Linked DNA regions of Homo sapiens: region 2 is linked to region 1. Evidence: read pairs that join two places in POLR2A ChIA-PET (ENCODE). Cell type or tissue: PC-9. All regions are shown on one strand.

Evidence for each region. Peaks named below come from ENCODE experiments on the same cell type or tissue, not always from the same donor. Only the 100,000 strongest peaks of a DNase experiment are listed, where the experiment ranks them.
Region 2: POLR2A ChIA-PET joins it to region 1 with 7 read pairs; 3 of 35 experiments call an interaction of 5 or more read pairs at or near these places.

The regions. Positions count from the first base shown.
Region 1 is chr3:195,349,763-195,357,762 of GRCh38, forward strand. The region is part of intron 4 of ACAP2 (ArfGAP with coiled-coil, ankyrin repeat and PH domains 2); the gene reads right to left. It also overlaps the pseudogene RPL31P22. Among named protein-coding and RNA genes, the nearest start is that of XXYLT1, 83 kb to the left of the region's middle. In PC-9, no CTCF peak of the experiment used is centred here; a DNase peak (open chromatin) is centred at 3,469; H3K27ac peaks cover 4,641 bases.
Region 2 is chr3:195,474,778-195,482,777 of GRCh38, forward strand. No RefSeq gene overlaps it. Among named protein-coding and RNA genes, the nearest start is that of ACAP2, 36 kb to the left of the region's middle. In PC-9, no CTCF peak of the experiment used is centred here; no DNase peak of the experiment used is centred here; H3K27me3 peaks cover 3,224 bases.

The DNA of each region.
Region 1 (8,000 bases):
GCTTCAAGAAGCATGGCCCTCAGGCACTCAAAGAGATCCAGAAATTTGCCATGAAGGAGATGGGAATTCTAGATGTGCGCATTGACACCAGGCAAAACAAAGCTGTCTGGAACAAAGGAACAAGCAATATCTCATAGGATCCCATATGTGGTTTTCCAGAAAACATGATGAGGCTGAACATTCACCAAACAAGCTCTATACATTGATTACCTATGTGTCTGTCACCACTTTCAAAAATCTGTCGAAAGTCAGTGTGGACAAGAACTAACCACTGATTGTCAAATAAAGTGAGCAAATCATACACACACAAATAGACAGAATCATGGCCCTCTACTTTGAGTAACACATATACTATTCAGATTAGAAGACTTATTATTAGCAAAATGTTGATTCACCTCAAATTGATCTATACATTCAACGCAATTCCACTCCAAATCTCAGTAGAAACTGAAAAGTTGATTCTAAAAGTTATATGAAAACATAAAGGACCTAGAATAGCCAAAATAACTTTGAAAAAGAGGAAAAGAGTTAGAATACTCATACTACCTGATTTCAAGACTTACTATGAAAGCTACAGTAATCAATGAAGTATGGTACTGTATAAAGACAGGTAAAGTCTGGGTACAGTGGCTCACGTCTGTAATCCCAACAGTTTGAGAGGATCACTTGAGCCCAGGAGTTGGAGACCAGCCTTGGCAACAAAGTGAGACCCCCCAATCTCGACAAAAATTCAAAAAATTAGCCAGGGGTGTAGCATGTGCCTGTGGTCCCAGCTACTCAGGAGGCTAAGGCAGGAGGATTACTTGAGCCCAGGAGGTGGAGGCTGCAGTGAGTCATTTTCATTTCACTGCACTCTAGCCCAGAAAACAAAGCAAGACTGTCTCAGGAAAAAAAAAAAAAGAAAAAAGACAAGCAAAAAGATCAATAAAGCAGAAATTACCCACGCATATGGTCAGCTTTTATTCATTTATTTTTTTTACAAAAGGTGCCAATAAAGATGGGAAAATGTACAGAGCAAGCTGGAGAGCCACATGCAAAGAATTTAATAATAATAGAGAGGAAAAAGAACTTCAACCGTTACCACAGAACATTTATAAAATTTAACTTGAAATAGATCATAGACCTAAACTTCCACAAGAAAACATTGAAAAAAATCTTACTGAATAGGGTTAAGCAAACATTTCCTAACAGAACACAAAAGAAAACTACAAAAGAACAAAATCAATAAACTGACTTCATAAAAAAAAAGTTTGATCTTTAAAAAACACTGCTACAAAAATGAAAAAGGCAAGCCAAAGCATGGAAGAAAATATCTGCAAAACATATAACAACTCAGTAAATATGAAGATAAATCCTTTTTTTTTTTTGGGCGGGGGACAGGGTCTTGCTCTGTCGCCCAGGCTGGAGTGCAGTGGTGTGATCTCGGCTCACTGCAACCTCCGCCTCCCAGGTTCAAGTGATTCTCCTGCCTCAGCCTCCCAAGCAGCTGGGATTACAGGGGCATGCCACCACGCCAGTTAATTTTTGTACTTTTAGTAGAGACAGAGTTTCGCCATGTTGCCCAGGATGGTCATGAACTCCTGACCTCAAGTGATCCGCCCGCCTCAGCCTTCCAAAGGGCTGGGATTACAGGCGTGAGTCACCACGCCAGGCCAATAAATCCATATTTTTTCTTTTTCGTGTGTGTGTGTGTGTGTGTGTGTGTGTGTGTGTGTGTGTGTGTGACGGAGTCTTGCTCTGTCACCCTGGAGTGCAGTGGCGTGATGTCAGCTCACTGCAAGCTCCACCTCCCGGGATCACGCCATTCTCCTGCTTCAGCCTCCCCAGCAGTTGGGACCACAGGCGCCCCCCACCACCACGCCCAGCTAATTTTTTGTATTTTTAGTAGACAAAGGGTTTCACTGTGTTAGGCAGGATGGTCTGGATCTCCTGATCCGTGATCCGCCCGCATCGGCCTCCCAAAGTGCTGGGATTACAGGCGTGAGCCACCATGCCCGGCCTAAATCCATTTTTTTAATGAACAAAAGATGACACTTCACCAAAGAAGATCCATAGATGGCAAAGAAACAAAATGCTCAACATCATTACTTATTAATAAGGAAATGCAAATTAAAACCATAAACAATTTTAGAAAGTGACTATGCCAAGTGTTGCTGAGCATGTGGAACCCCTGCACTCTTGTACACTGCTGATGTAAAATAGCACAATCCACTTTGCAAAACAACATTTGTGTAGGTTTTAATTTCTTTACAGATATTAACACTTTAAAGAAATGTAAAACAGTCATGTGCCGCATAATGACATTTTGGTCAAAGACAGGCCGCACATATAACGGTGGTCCCATAAAATTATAGTACTGTATCTGTACTGTACTTTTTCTATGTTTAAATACACAAATATCTACCATTATGTTACAAATGCCTAACGTATTCATTACAGAAACATGCTGTATAGGTTTGCAGCGTAAAAGCAATAGACTACACCACGTAGCCTAGGTGTGTAGGAGGCTACACTGCCTAGGTTTGTGATAAGTACATTCTATGATACTCACACAATGAAGAAATCACCTAACAACACATTTCTCAGAATGTTTCACTGTTGTTAAATGATGCGTGACTGTATTAAAAATTAATATAAACAATAAATAAAAGAAATTAAATATTTCCTTATTTTCTCTTAGCAATGGCTTACAGTCTTCACTTTAAAAATAGTAAACATTTAAGCATAACACTATCTTACAAACTAGCCGTTTTACACCTGGCTATTCACATAAAGAAATAAAACTATATGCCTACACAGATTTTTACATGTATTTTAATAAGCATTTTTATTTGTAATAGCCAAAACCTAAAAACAACCCCAAAGTCCATTGCGGTAGCTTTAAAATATGACAACAAATTCTTTAACACTGCTTTCTTCAAAAGCAGCCCCAATTCTTTGCTCTTTGAGTGTGGGCTAGATGGAGTGACTTACTTCTAGCAAACAGTATCATGAAGAAAGTAACAATGTGTGACTGCTGAGACCAGGTTATAAAAGGCATTGAAGCTTCCAGCCAGATGCAGTGTCTCAGCACTTTGGGAGGCTGAGGCGGGCAGATCACTTGAGGTCAGGAGTTCCAGACCAGCCTGGCCAACATGGTGAAACCCCAACTCTACTAAAAATACCAAAATTAGCTGGGTGTGGTGGCGCACATCTGTAATCCTAGCTACTCAGGAGGCTGAGGCACAAGAATCGCTTCAACCTGGGAGGCGGAAGTTGCAATGAGCCAAGGTCATGCCATTCACTCCAGCCTGGATGACAGAGTGAGACTCTGTCTTTAAAAAAAAAAAAAAAAAAGGCATTGGAGCTTCCTGTTTGCCCATGCTGCTCTTGGATCACTTGTTTTAGCAGTAACCAGATTTCATGTCATAAGGACACTCAAGCATCCCTGCAAAGAGGATCCTTGGTCAGAGGACCAGAGACTGAGGCAATCTCATGAAATTCCTGAGTCAGAGTCACCCAACTAAGCCACTCCCAAATTCCTGGCCCAGAAACTGTAAGATAATACATGCATGTTGTTTCATGCCACTAAGTTTTCAAATAATCTGTTATACAGCAGTAGATAGCTAATATAACCATCCACAGGTAGATGGATTTTAAAACTTGTGATAAATCCATACAATGCAATCGTATTGAGCAATAAAAAGGGAATGAAGGACTGAAACATGCAATATAATTGGACCTCAAAATAACACTGAAGAAACTAGACTACAAAAGTCCATTTACATACAATTCTAGAAAATGCAAACAAACCAATAATGATAGCAGATTCACGACAGACTAGGAATGAGGGAAGAAGGGAGAGAAACAGAAATTACAAAGTGGCAAAGAAAAACTTTTAAAGCATGATTGTTATATTCACTAAATTATTTGTAGCGATTTCATGGAGATGTGTGGATCTCAAAAGTTATCAAATTGTATGCTGTAACTATGCAGTTTATGTCAATTATTCCTTAATAAAGTTGTTAAAAAAACATCATTATATTCCAAAGAGAAAAGCAGAACATTTTTCTCTTTTCTGCTTTTCAACTTTTTTTTAACTTTTAGGTTCAGGGGTGCATGTGCAGGATGTGGAGGTTTGTTACATAGGTAAACGGGTGTCACAGGGATTTGTTATACAGATTATTTCATCACCCAGGTATTACACCTACTATCCATTAGTTATTTTTTCTGATCCTCTCCCTCCTCCTACCCTCCCACTCCAATAAGCCACAGTATGTGTGGTTCCCCTGTATGTGTCCATGTGTTCTCATCATTTAGCTCCCCCACTTATAAATGAGAACATGTGGTATTTGGTTTTCTGTTCCTGTGTTAGTCTGCTAAGGATAATGGCCTCCAGCTCCATCCATGTTCCTGCAAAGGACATGATCTCATTCTTTTTTATGGCTGCATAGTATTCCATAGTGTATATGTACGTATGCATTTTCTTTATCCAGTCTACCACTGATGGGCATTTAGGTTGATTCCACGTCTTTGCTGTTGTGAATAGTGCTGCAATGAACATACACATACATATGTCTTTATAATAGAACTATATTCCTATGGTTATATACCCAGCAATGGTATCTCACCCAGCTGATGTGAGATGGTATATCTCATTGTGGTTTTGATTTGCACTTCTCCAATGATCAGTGATGTTGAGCTTTTTTTATATGAGTGTTAGCCACATGTATGTCTTCTTTTGAGAAATGTCTGTTCATGTCCTTTGCCTGCTTTTTAATGGGGTTGTGTTTTTCTTTATAATTTAAGTTCCTTATAAATTCTGGATATAAGAGCATTATCAGATGAATAGTTTGCAAATATTTTCTCCCGTTCTATAGGTTGTCTGTTTACTCTGCTGACAGTTTCTTTGATTGTGCAGAAACTCTTTAATTAGATCCCATTTGTCAATTTTTGCTTTTGTTGCAGTTGCTCTTAGCAACTTCATCGTGAACTCTTGGCCCATACATATATCCTGGATACTACTGCCTTTAAAATGTAACATTACCAAAATTAAATTTTCTATACACTTGAATAGAATGTCAAGTATTTCATGAAATTAGATGTCAGTAATCTAGACTATTTACTGGCTTTGTTTTGGAGACAAGAGTCTCACTCCATCACGCAGGCTGGAGTGCAATGGCATGATCTCAGCTCACTGTTACCTGTACTTCCCAGGTTCGAGCAATTCTTGCGCCTTAGCCCTCTGAGTAGCTGGGACTACAGGCATGTGCCACCATGCTCAGTTGATTTTTGTATTTTTACCAGAGACGGGGTTTCGCCATGTTGGACAGCCTGATCTCGAACTCCTGACCTCAGCCTCCCAAAGTGCTGGGATTACAGGTGTGAGCCACTGTGCCCAGCCACAATAATGTAGGCTATATACTTTTAATACTTCCATTAGTGTGAAAAGTATGTTGTCAATAAAGCAACAGTTCTGTCTCTGACTTGCCAATTCTCAAGCCACAGCTATCTAACAGCTAATTCTTTTCTTTTTCTTCTTTTTTTTTTTTTTTTTGGTAGTTATTGTTGTTCTTAAAGCCCTTCCTCATGGACAGCTAACTCTTTTCTATATTAAACTGCTACACAGAAATTCCTCAATTCATCTACTGGTATCTAAGTCTCCAGTCTATACTTTCCCAGGAGAAAATTCACACATTTTCCCATCATAAAAAGTTTAAAAGCCACCAACAGAAAAGCTAAGGTTCACTTATATTTCTGGAAATTAACAGTATTATTCCAAGCAACACATGTATTACAAATAATCAAAAATGTCAGTTGACCAATCTGCTCATTATAAAATGAACTTACAAAAGTGCATAGAATAATATATGACTCTTTAAAACCAACAGCTCACACTAAAGTTATTCCTCATACATGTATGACCACAGTTAAAGCAGCACTATCTCTGCTCTCTTCAGGAAAGGAGGAAAGCTAAGACGCACTTCAAAGATCTAGTCCAGAAAGGTTAGTAAAAGAGTAGGCTGCATAACCATAGAGAGCATTATCCCCATTTCCAGTTCTTACAAGTAAGGTGACTTTGGCTCTAAGTATACATTTTGTAGTTTCAAGTCCTTGTGATTTATTTAAATATTATTCAGGGCCAGGCAAAAGACTCCATTGCAACAAAAATTAAAAATAGAAACAAGCTGGAATGGGAGGCAGAGCAATATGGCCAAATAGAAGCCTCCACCGATTGTCCTCCCTGCAGGAACACCAAATCTGACAACCACCTACACAAAAAGCACCTTCATAAGAACCAAAAATCATGTGAGCAATCACAGTACCTTCATATTGCTGAAAGAGGCAGTGAAGAGGATAGAAAAGACAGTCTTGAATTGCTGACCCCAGCCCTCCCCCATGCGCTCGTAGCAACCACAGGGCACAGAGGAAGAATCTGCGCTGCACACGGGGAAAGAGCACAGCAACTGTGGGACTACAAGCCGGAACGCAGTGCTGCCAATCCCGGCAGAACTCAGCCAATGCCAATGAATGGAGCATTTAGACCAGCCCCAGGGACAGGACAATCACACAGCCTGGAGGTTGGAACTGGAGTTTCTGCAAGCCTCGCCACCACAGGCTAAAGTGCTCTGGGGTCCTAAATAACAGTAAAAGGCAGGCTAGGTCACAAGGACTGTAACTCCTAGGCAAGTTGTAGTGCTGGGCTGGGCTCAGAGCCAGTGGACTTGGAGGTACATGACCTAGTGAGACACCAGCCAATGCGGCTAAGGGAGCGCTTGTGTCACACATCTCCCAATCAAAGGCAGGAAGGCTCCCAGCTCCAAAAGAGATTCCGTCCTTCTCCTTGAGAAGAGGAGAGGAAAGGATAAACAGGACTTTGTTTTGCAACATAAATACCATCTCAGCCACAGTTGAATAAGGCATCAGGCAGAGTCGTGAGGTCCCCATTCTAGGCTCTAACTCCCGGGTGATATTTTTAGACACACCCTGGGCCAGAAGGAACCTGAAGGGAAGGATCAAGTCCAGGAAGAATTCACCACTTGCTGACTAAAGAGCCCTTAGACCCTGAATAATCACCAGCAGCAACCAAGTAACACACACTGTGGGCCTCAGCTAAGACTCAGACATGCAGACTTCAGGTGTGACCCGGCATATTCACAGCTGCGGTGGCTACGAGGAAAGACTCCTTCTGCTTGAGAAAAGGGGAGGGAAAAATAAAGGGGATTTTGTCTTGCAGATTAGGTACCACCTCAAACATAGTTGGGAGGAGCACCAAGTGGGTTCGTAGGGTCCCTGATTCCAGAGAACACTGGACGGCACCTCTGGAACTACCCTAAGCCAGAAGGGAACTCACTGCCCTGAAGGGTGGGTCCCAGGAATGGCGACATTCATGAAAAGCTGAGCCCTTGGGCCTTAAGTGAACAGTGACAACATTGTGGCAGTACTCCCTGTGGGCCTGTGTGGAGGTGGACACAGGGGGTGACTCCACTGCCTGGGGAGAGGAAAGGGATGGGTGGGAAGGACTGTGTCTTTTGATTTCAGTACCAGCTTAAACATAGTTGAATACAGTGCCAGGGAAATTTCTAAGGTTTCCGATTGCAGGCCCTGACTTCCAGGCACTCTGAACCTGTCCGGAGCCTGGAGCCCAGAGGAATTCACCACCCCGAAGGGAAATACACAAGAATGACTAGCTTCAGCCACTCTTGAAATAATGACTATAGCCTGAGTGCCTTAAGAGAACACAGCTTGCAGCCAGGTAATAGTTACAGCAGGACATGGGCAAGACACGGTGCTTTGCTGGCTTCAGATCTGACGAAGTACAGTCCCAACGATGGCGGCGACAGGAGTGCTTGTATCACCCCTCTCCAAGCTGCAGGCAGCTTAGCCAGAGAGAGAGAGAGACTGCACTCATTTTGGAGAAAGTAAGGGAAGAAAACAAGAGTCTCTACCTGGTAATCCAGAGAATTCTTCCAGATGTTATCCAAGACCACAGTATTAGTCCATTCTCACACTGCTATAAA
Region 2 (8,000 bases), 130 kb after region 1:
AGAGAGAAACAGAGAGAAAGAGAAGGTGGGGGAGGGAGGGAGGGAAGGAAGGAAGGAAGGAGAAAGAAAGAGGAGGAAAGGAGGGAAGGAAGAGAGAGAGGAAGGAGAGGAGAGGAGAGGAGAGGGGGGGAGGGGAGGAGAGGAGAGGGGAGGAGGGGAGGGGAGGGGAGGGGAGGGGAGAGGAGAGGAAAAGTCGACCGGGTGCGGTGCTTAAGCTTGTAATCCCAGCACTTTGGGAGGCTGAGGTGGGTGGATCACTTAATGTCAGGAGTTCAAGACCAGCCTGGCCAATATGGCAAAACCCCGTTTCTAATAAAAATACAAAATACAAAATTTAGCCAGGCGTCTTGCTGCATGCCTGTAATCCCAGCTACTCAGGAGGCTGAAGCAGGAGAATCACTTGAACTCGAGAGGCACAGGTTGCAGTGAGCCCAGATTGCACCACTGCACTCCAGGCTGGACAACAGAGTGAGACTCTGTCTCAAAAAAAGAGGCCTGGCGGGGTGGCTCATACTTGTAATCCCAGCACTTTGGGAGGCCGAGGTGGGCGGATCGCTTGAGGACAGGAGTTCAAGACCAGCCTGGCCAACATGGTGAAACCCCATTTCTGCTAGAAATATTAAAAAATTAGCCGGGCATGGTGGCAGGCACCTGCAATCCCAGCTACCTGGGAGGCTAAGGCAGCAGAATAGCTCAAACCCAGGAGGCAGAGGTTGTAGTGAGCCAAGATCACGCCATTGCAATCCAGCCTGGGCAACAAGAGCAAAACTCCATCTCAAACAAACCAACAAACAACAACCAAAAAGTCATCACATTTTTACTCACTTGCATTTACATAAAAAATCTAGAAGATCTCGAAAAGAAGAATACACCCTTCTGTTTTAATTTTTTAAATTAACAAATAAAATTATATATTTATGGTATGTACACACATTTTTGATTTATGTATATACATCGTGGAATAGTTAAATCAAACTAACACATCCATCACCTCATATACTTAGTTTTTCATCCTAAGAACATTTAAAATCTGCTCTTTCAGCAATTTTCAAGTATATAAAACACTGTTATTAATTTTTTTTTTTTTTTTTGAGACAGGGTCTCACTCTGTCCCCCAGGCTGGAGTGCAGTGGCACAATCATAACTCACTTCAGCCTTGACCTCCTAGGCTCAAGCAACCCTCCCGCTTCAGCCTCCCAGGTAGCTGGAACTACAGGCATGTACCACCACACCCAGCTCATTTTATTTTTTATGTTTTAGAGACAGCGTCTCACCATGTTACTTAGGCTGGTCTTGAACTCCTGGCCTCAAGTGATCCTCCTACCTCGGCCTTCCAAAGTACTGGGATTACAGGGGTGAACCACTGCACCCAGCCAAAACACTGTTATTAACTATAGTCACCATATTTAACAACAGATTACCCCAAGTTATTCCTTCATCTAACTGAAACTTTATGTCCTTTGACCAACATCTTTCCAACCCCAAACCCCAGCCACTGGCAACCATCATTCTACTCTTTTTTTTTTTTTTTCCAGACAGAGTATTACCCTGTCACCCAAGCTCTTTTTTTTTTTTTTTTTTTTTGAGGCGGAGTCTCACTCTGTCACCCAGGCTGGAGTGCAGTGGCACGATCTCAGCTCACTGCAAGCTCTGCCTCCCGGGTTCACACCATTCTCCTGCCTCAGCCTCCAGAGTAGCTGGGACTACAGGTGCCCATCACCATGCCCGGCTAATTTTTTTTTTGCATTTTTAGTAGAGACAGGGTTTCACCATGTTAGCCAGGATGGTCTTGATCTCCTGATCTCATGATCCTCCCGACTTGGCCTCCCAAAGTGCTGGGATTACAGGTGTGAGCCACCACGTCTGGCCCATTCTACTCTTTACTTCTGAGTTTGACTTTTTTAGATTCCACACGTAAGTGGGGTCATGCAGTATTTGCATTTCTGTGCCTGGCTTATTTCACTTAACATATGTCCTCCACGTTCATCCATGTCCTTGCAAATGACAGCATTTCTTTTTTAAGGCTGAATAATATTCCACTGTGTATATACACCACATTTTCTTTATACATTCAACTGTTGGTGGACACTTACATCTCTTCAACATACCAGTTTCATTTGCTTTGGATATATACCCAGAAATGGAATTGCTGGATCATACAGTAGTTCTATTTTTAATTATTTGAGGAAGCTTCATATGGTTTCCCATAATGGTTGTACCAATTTATATTCCCCAAACAGTTTACAAGGGTTCTCTTTTCTCCACATCCTCATCAACATTTATCTCTTATTTTTAATTCTTCAGAGAATTCTCATCAACATATGTAATACTATTTTTCCAGAATCTGGGCAAAAAAGAAAGCTAAGTGTTCAAAGTATAGTTCTCAAAATTCATTCAAGAGAAAGAAAACAAGCCACATACTGGGAGAATATATTTGCAAAAGATTTATATGATAAAGGACTGTTATTCAACATATACAAAGAACTCTTAAAGCTCAACAATAATAAAACAACCAGCTGGGCATGGTGGCTCACGCTTGTGATCCCAGCACTGTGGGAAGTGTGAAGATTGCTTCAGCCCAGGAGTTGGAGACCAGCCTGGGTAACATAGTGAGACCTTGGCTCTACAAAAAAATCTAAAAATTGGCTGGGTGTGGTGGCTCACATTTGTAATCCCAATAGTTTGGGAGGCTGAGGTGGGAGGATTGCTTGAGCTCAGGAGTTTGAGACCAGCCTGGACAACATGGTGAAACCCCATCTCTACAAGAAAAACAAAAATTAGCCAAGCACAGTGGCGCATGCCTGTAGTTCCAGCTACTTGGGAGGCTGAGGTGGGAGGATTGCTTGAGTCTGGAGGTTGTGGGTGTGCAGTGAGCCGTGATTGTGCCACTGTACTCCAGTCTGGACGACAGCAAGACCTTGTTTCTTAAAAAAAAAAAAAAAAGCTCCACATCACATATCATCTGGGAAATGCAAATCATTAGTGTGGCTAAAAACCAGAACACTTACAACACTAAATGCTGACAAGGATGTGGAGCAATAGGAACTCTCATTTATTGCTGGTGGGAAAATGGTTCAGGTGCATTGGAAGATAGCTTGGCAGATTCTTACAAAACTAAATAAAACTCTGACTGTATGATCCAGCAACTGCACTCCTTTGTATTTACCCAAAGGACCTGTACACGTTAAAACCTGTACACAGATGTTTGCAGCAGCTTTATTCATAATCTCCAAAACTTATAAGCAACCAAGATGTCCTCCGGTGGATTAATGGATAAACTATGGTATATACCGAAAACGGAATAACACTCAGTGTTAAAAAGAAATGAGCTATCCAGCCATGAAAAGATACGGAGGAAGCTGAAACGCATATTACTATGTGAAAGAAGTCAATCTGAAAAGGCTATATACTGTATGATTCCAACTAGAGGACATTCTGGAAAAGGCAAAATTATGGAACTAACAAAAAGCCCAGTGGTTGCCAGGGGTTGGGAGGAGGAAGGAATGAATCAGTGGAGAGGATTTTTAGGGCAGCGAAGCTCCTCTGTATGATATCACAGTGGTAGATATAGTGAAGCTCCTCTGTGTGATATCACAGCGGTAGATACAGGGAAGCTCCTCTGTGTGATATCACAGCGGCAGATATAGTGAAGCTCCTCTGTGTGATATCACAGCGGCAGATACAGTGAAGCTCCTCTGTGCGATATCACAGTGGCAGATACAGTGAAGCTCCTCTGTATGATATCACAGTGGTAGATACAGTGAAGCAGCTCTGTATGATATCACAGTGGTAGATACAGTGAAGCTCCTCTGTATGATATCACAGTGGTAGATACAGTGAAGCTCCTCTGTGCGATATCACAGTGGCAGATACAGTGAAGCTCCTCTGTGTGATATCACACTGGTAGATACAGTGAAGCAGCTCTGTATGATATCACAGTGGTAGATACAGTGAAGCTCCTCTGTATGATATCACAGTGGTAGATACAGTGAAGCTCCTCTATGCGATATCACAGGGGTAGATACAGGGAAGCTCCTCTGTGTGATATCACAGTGGCAGATACAGTGAAGCTCCTCTGTGCGATATCACAGTGGCAGATACAGTGAAGCTCCTCTGTGTGATATCACAGTGGTAGATACAGTGAAGCAGCTCTGTATGATATCACAGTGGTAGATACAGTGAAGCTCCTCTGTATGATATCACAGTGGTAGATACAGTGAAGCTCCTCTGTGCGATATCACAGTGGCAGATACAGTGAAGCTCCTCTGTGTGATATCACAGTGGTAGATACAGTGAAGCAGCTCTGTGTGATATCACAGTGGTAGATACAGTGAAGCTCCTCTGTATGATATCACAGTGGCAGATACAGTGAAGCTCCTCTGTGCGATATCACAGGGGAAGATACAGGGAAGCTCCTCTGTGTGATATCACAGTGGCAGATACAGTGAAGCTCCTCTGTGCGATATCACAGTGGTAGATACAGTGAAGCTCCTCTATGCGATATCACAGTGGCAGATACAGTGAAGCTCCTCTGTGCGATATCACAGTGGTAGATACAGTGAAGCTCCTCTGTATGATATCACAGCGGTAGATACAGGGAAGCTGCTCTGTGCGATATCACAGTGGTAGATACACTGAAACTGCTCTGTATGATATCACAGTGGTCGATATAGTGCAGCTCCTCTGTGCGATATCACAGGGGTAGATACAGTGAAGCTCCTCTGTATGATATCACACTGGTAGATATAGTGAAGCTGCTCTGTGTGATATCACAGTGGTAGATAGAGTGAAGCTGCTCGGTATGATATAACAGTGGGAGATACAGTGAAGCTGCTCTGTATGATATCAACAGTGCAGCTGCTCTGTATGATATCACAGTGGTAGTTATAGAGAAGCTCCCCTGTATGATATCACAGTGGTAGATATAGTGAAGCTGCTCTGTATGATATCACAGTGATAGATACAGTGAAGCTCCTCTGTGTGATATCACAGTGGTAGATATAGTGAAGCTCCTCTGTGTGATATCACAGTGGTAGATATAGTGAAGATCCTCTGTGTGATATCACAGTGGTAGATATAGTGAAGCTCCTCTGTATGATATCACAGTGGTAGATATAGTGAAGCTCCTATATATGATACCACAGTGGTAGATATAGTGAAGCTCCTCTGTGCGATATCACAGCGGCAGATACAGTGAAGCTCCTCTGTATGATATCACAGTGGTAGATACAGTGAAGCTCCTCTGTGCGATATCACAGTGGTAGATACAGTGAAGCTCCTCTGTATGATATCACAGCGGTAGATACAGGGAAGCTGCTCTGTGCGATATCACAGTGGTAGATACACTGAAACTGCTCTGTATGATATCACAGTGGTCGATATAGTGCAGCTCCTCTGTGCGATATCACAGGGGTAGATACAGTGAAGCTCCTCTGTATGATATCACACTGGTAGATATAGTGAAGCTGCTCTGTGTGATATCACAGTGGTAGATATAGTGAAGCTGCTCTGTATGATATAACAGTGGGAGATATAGTGAAGCTGCTCTGTATGATATCAACAGTGCAGCTGCTCTGTATGATATCACAGTGGTAGTTATAGAGAAGCTCCCCTGTATGATATCACAGTGGTAGATATAGTGAAGCTGCTCTGTATGATATCACAGTGGTAGATACAGTGAAGCTCCTCTGTGTGATATCACAGTGGTAGATATAGTGAAGCTCCTCTGTGTGATATCACAGTGGTAGATATAGTGAAGATCCTCTGTGTGATATCACAGTGGTAGATATAGTGAAGCTCCTCTGTATGATATCACAGTGGTAGATATAGTGAAGCTCCTATATATGATACCACAGTGGTAGATATAGTGAAGCTCCTCTGTATAATATCACAGTGGTAGATATAGTGAAGCTCCTCTGTATGATATCACACTGGTAGATATAGTGAAGCTGCTCTGTGTGATATCACAGTGGTAGATATAGTGAAGCTGCTCTGTATGATATAAAAGTGGGAGATATAGTGAAGCTGCTCTGTATGATATCAACAGTGCAGCTGCTCTGTATGATACCACAGTGGTAGTTATAGAGAAGCTCCCCTGTATGATATCACAGTGGTAGATATAGTGAAGCTGCTCTGGATGATATCACAGTGGTAGATACAGTGAAGCTCCTCTGTGTGATATCACAGTGGTAGATATAGTGAAGCTCCTCTGTGTGATATCACAGTGGTAGATATAGTGAAGCTCCTCTGTGTGATATCACAGTGGTAGATATAGTGAAGCTCCTCTGTGTGATATCACAGTGGTACATATAGTGAAGCTCCTCTGTATGATATCACAGTGGTAGATACAGTGAAGCTGCTCTGTGTGATATCACAGTGGTAGATATAGTGGAGCTGCTCTGTATGATATCACAGTGGTACATATAGTAAAGCTCCGCTGTACATCACAGTGGTAGATAAAGTGAAGCTCCTCTGTATGATATCACAGTCGTAGATATAGTGAAGCTCCTCTGTGTGATGTCACAGTAGTAGATATAGTGAAGCTCCCATGTATGATATCACAGTGGTACGTATAGTGAAGTTCCTCTGTGTGATATCACAGTGGTAGATTTAGTGAAGCTCCCCTGTATAATATCACAGTGGTAGATATAGTGAAGTTCCTCTGTGTGATATCACAGTGGTAGATATAGTGAAGTTCCCCATATGATATCACAGTGATAGATATCGTGAAGCTCCCCTGTATGATACCACAGTGGTAGATATAGTGAAGATCCTCTGTGTGACATCACAGTGGTAGATATAGTGAAGATCCCCTGTAGGATATCACAGTGGTAGATATAGTGAAGCTGCTCTGTGTGATATCACAGTGGTACATACAGTGAAGCTCCTCTGTGTGATATCACAGTGGTAGAAATAGTGAAGCTCCTCTGTATGATATCACAGTGGTAGATATAGTGAAGCTCCTCTGTGTGATATCACAGTGGTAGATACAGTGAAGCTGCTCTGTATGATATCACAGTGGTAGATATAGTGAAGCTCCTCTGTGTGATATCACAGTGGTAGATACAGTGAAGCTTGTCAGTGTGATATCACAGTGGTAGATATAGTGAAGCTGCTCTGTATGATATAACAGTGGTAGATATAGTGAAGCTCCCCTGTATGATATCACAGTGGTAGATACACTGAAGCTGCTCTGTATGATATGACAGTGGTAACTATAGCACAGCTCCTCTGTGTGATATCACAGTGGTAGATACAATGAAGCTCCTCTGTGTGATATCATAGTGGTAGATATAGTGAAGGTCCCCTGTATGATATCACAGTGGTGGATATAGTGAAGCTCCTCTGTATGATATCACAGTGGTAGATATAATGAAGCTTCCCTGTATAATATCACAGAGGTAGATATAGTGAAGCTGCTCTGTATGATATCACAGTGGTAGATATAGTGAAGTTCCTCTCTGTGATATCACACTGGTAGATACAATGAAGCTGCTCTGTATGACATCACAGTGATAGATATAGTGAAGCTCCTCTGTGTGATATCACACTGGTAGATACAGTGAAGCTGCTCTGTATGATATTACAGTGGTAGATATTGTGAAGCTCCTCTGTGTGATATCACAGTGGTACATACAGTGAAGCTCGTCTGTGTGATATCACAGTGGTAGATATAGTGAAGCTGCTCTGTATGATATAACACTGGTAGATACAGTGAAGATCCCCTGTATGATATCACAGTGGTAGATACACTGAAGCTGCTCTGTATGATATCGCAGTGGTAGATATAGCACAGCTCCTCTGTGTGATATCACAGTGGTAGATACAATGAAGCTCCTCTGTATGATATCACAGCGGTAGATATAGTGAAGCTACCCTGTATGATATCACAGTGGTAGATATAGTGAAGCTCCTCTGTATGATATCACAGTGGTGGATATAGTGAAGCTGCTCTGTATGATATCACAGTGGTGGATATAGTGAAGCTCCTCTGTATCATA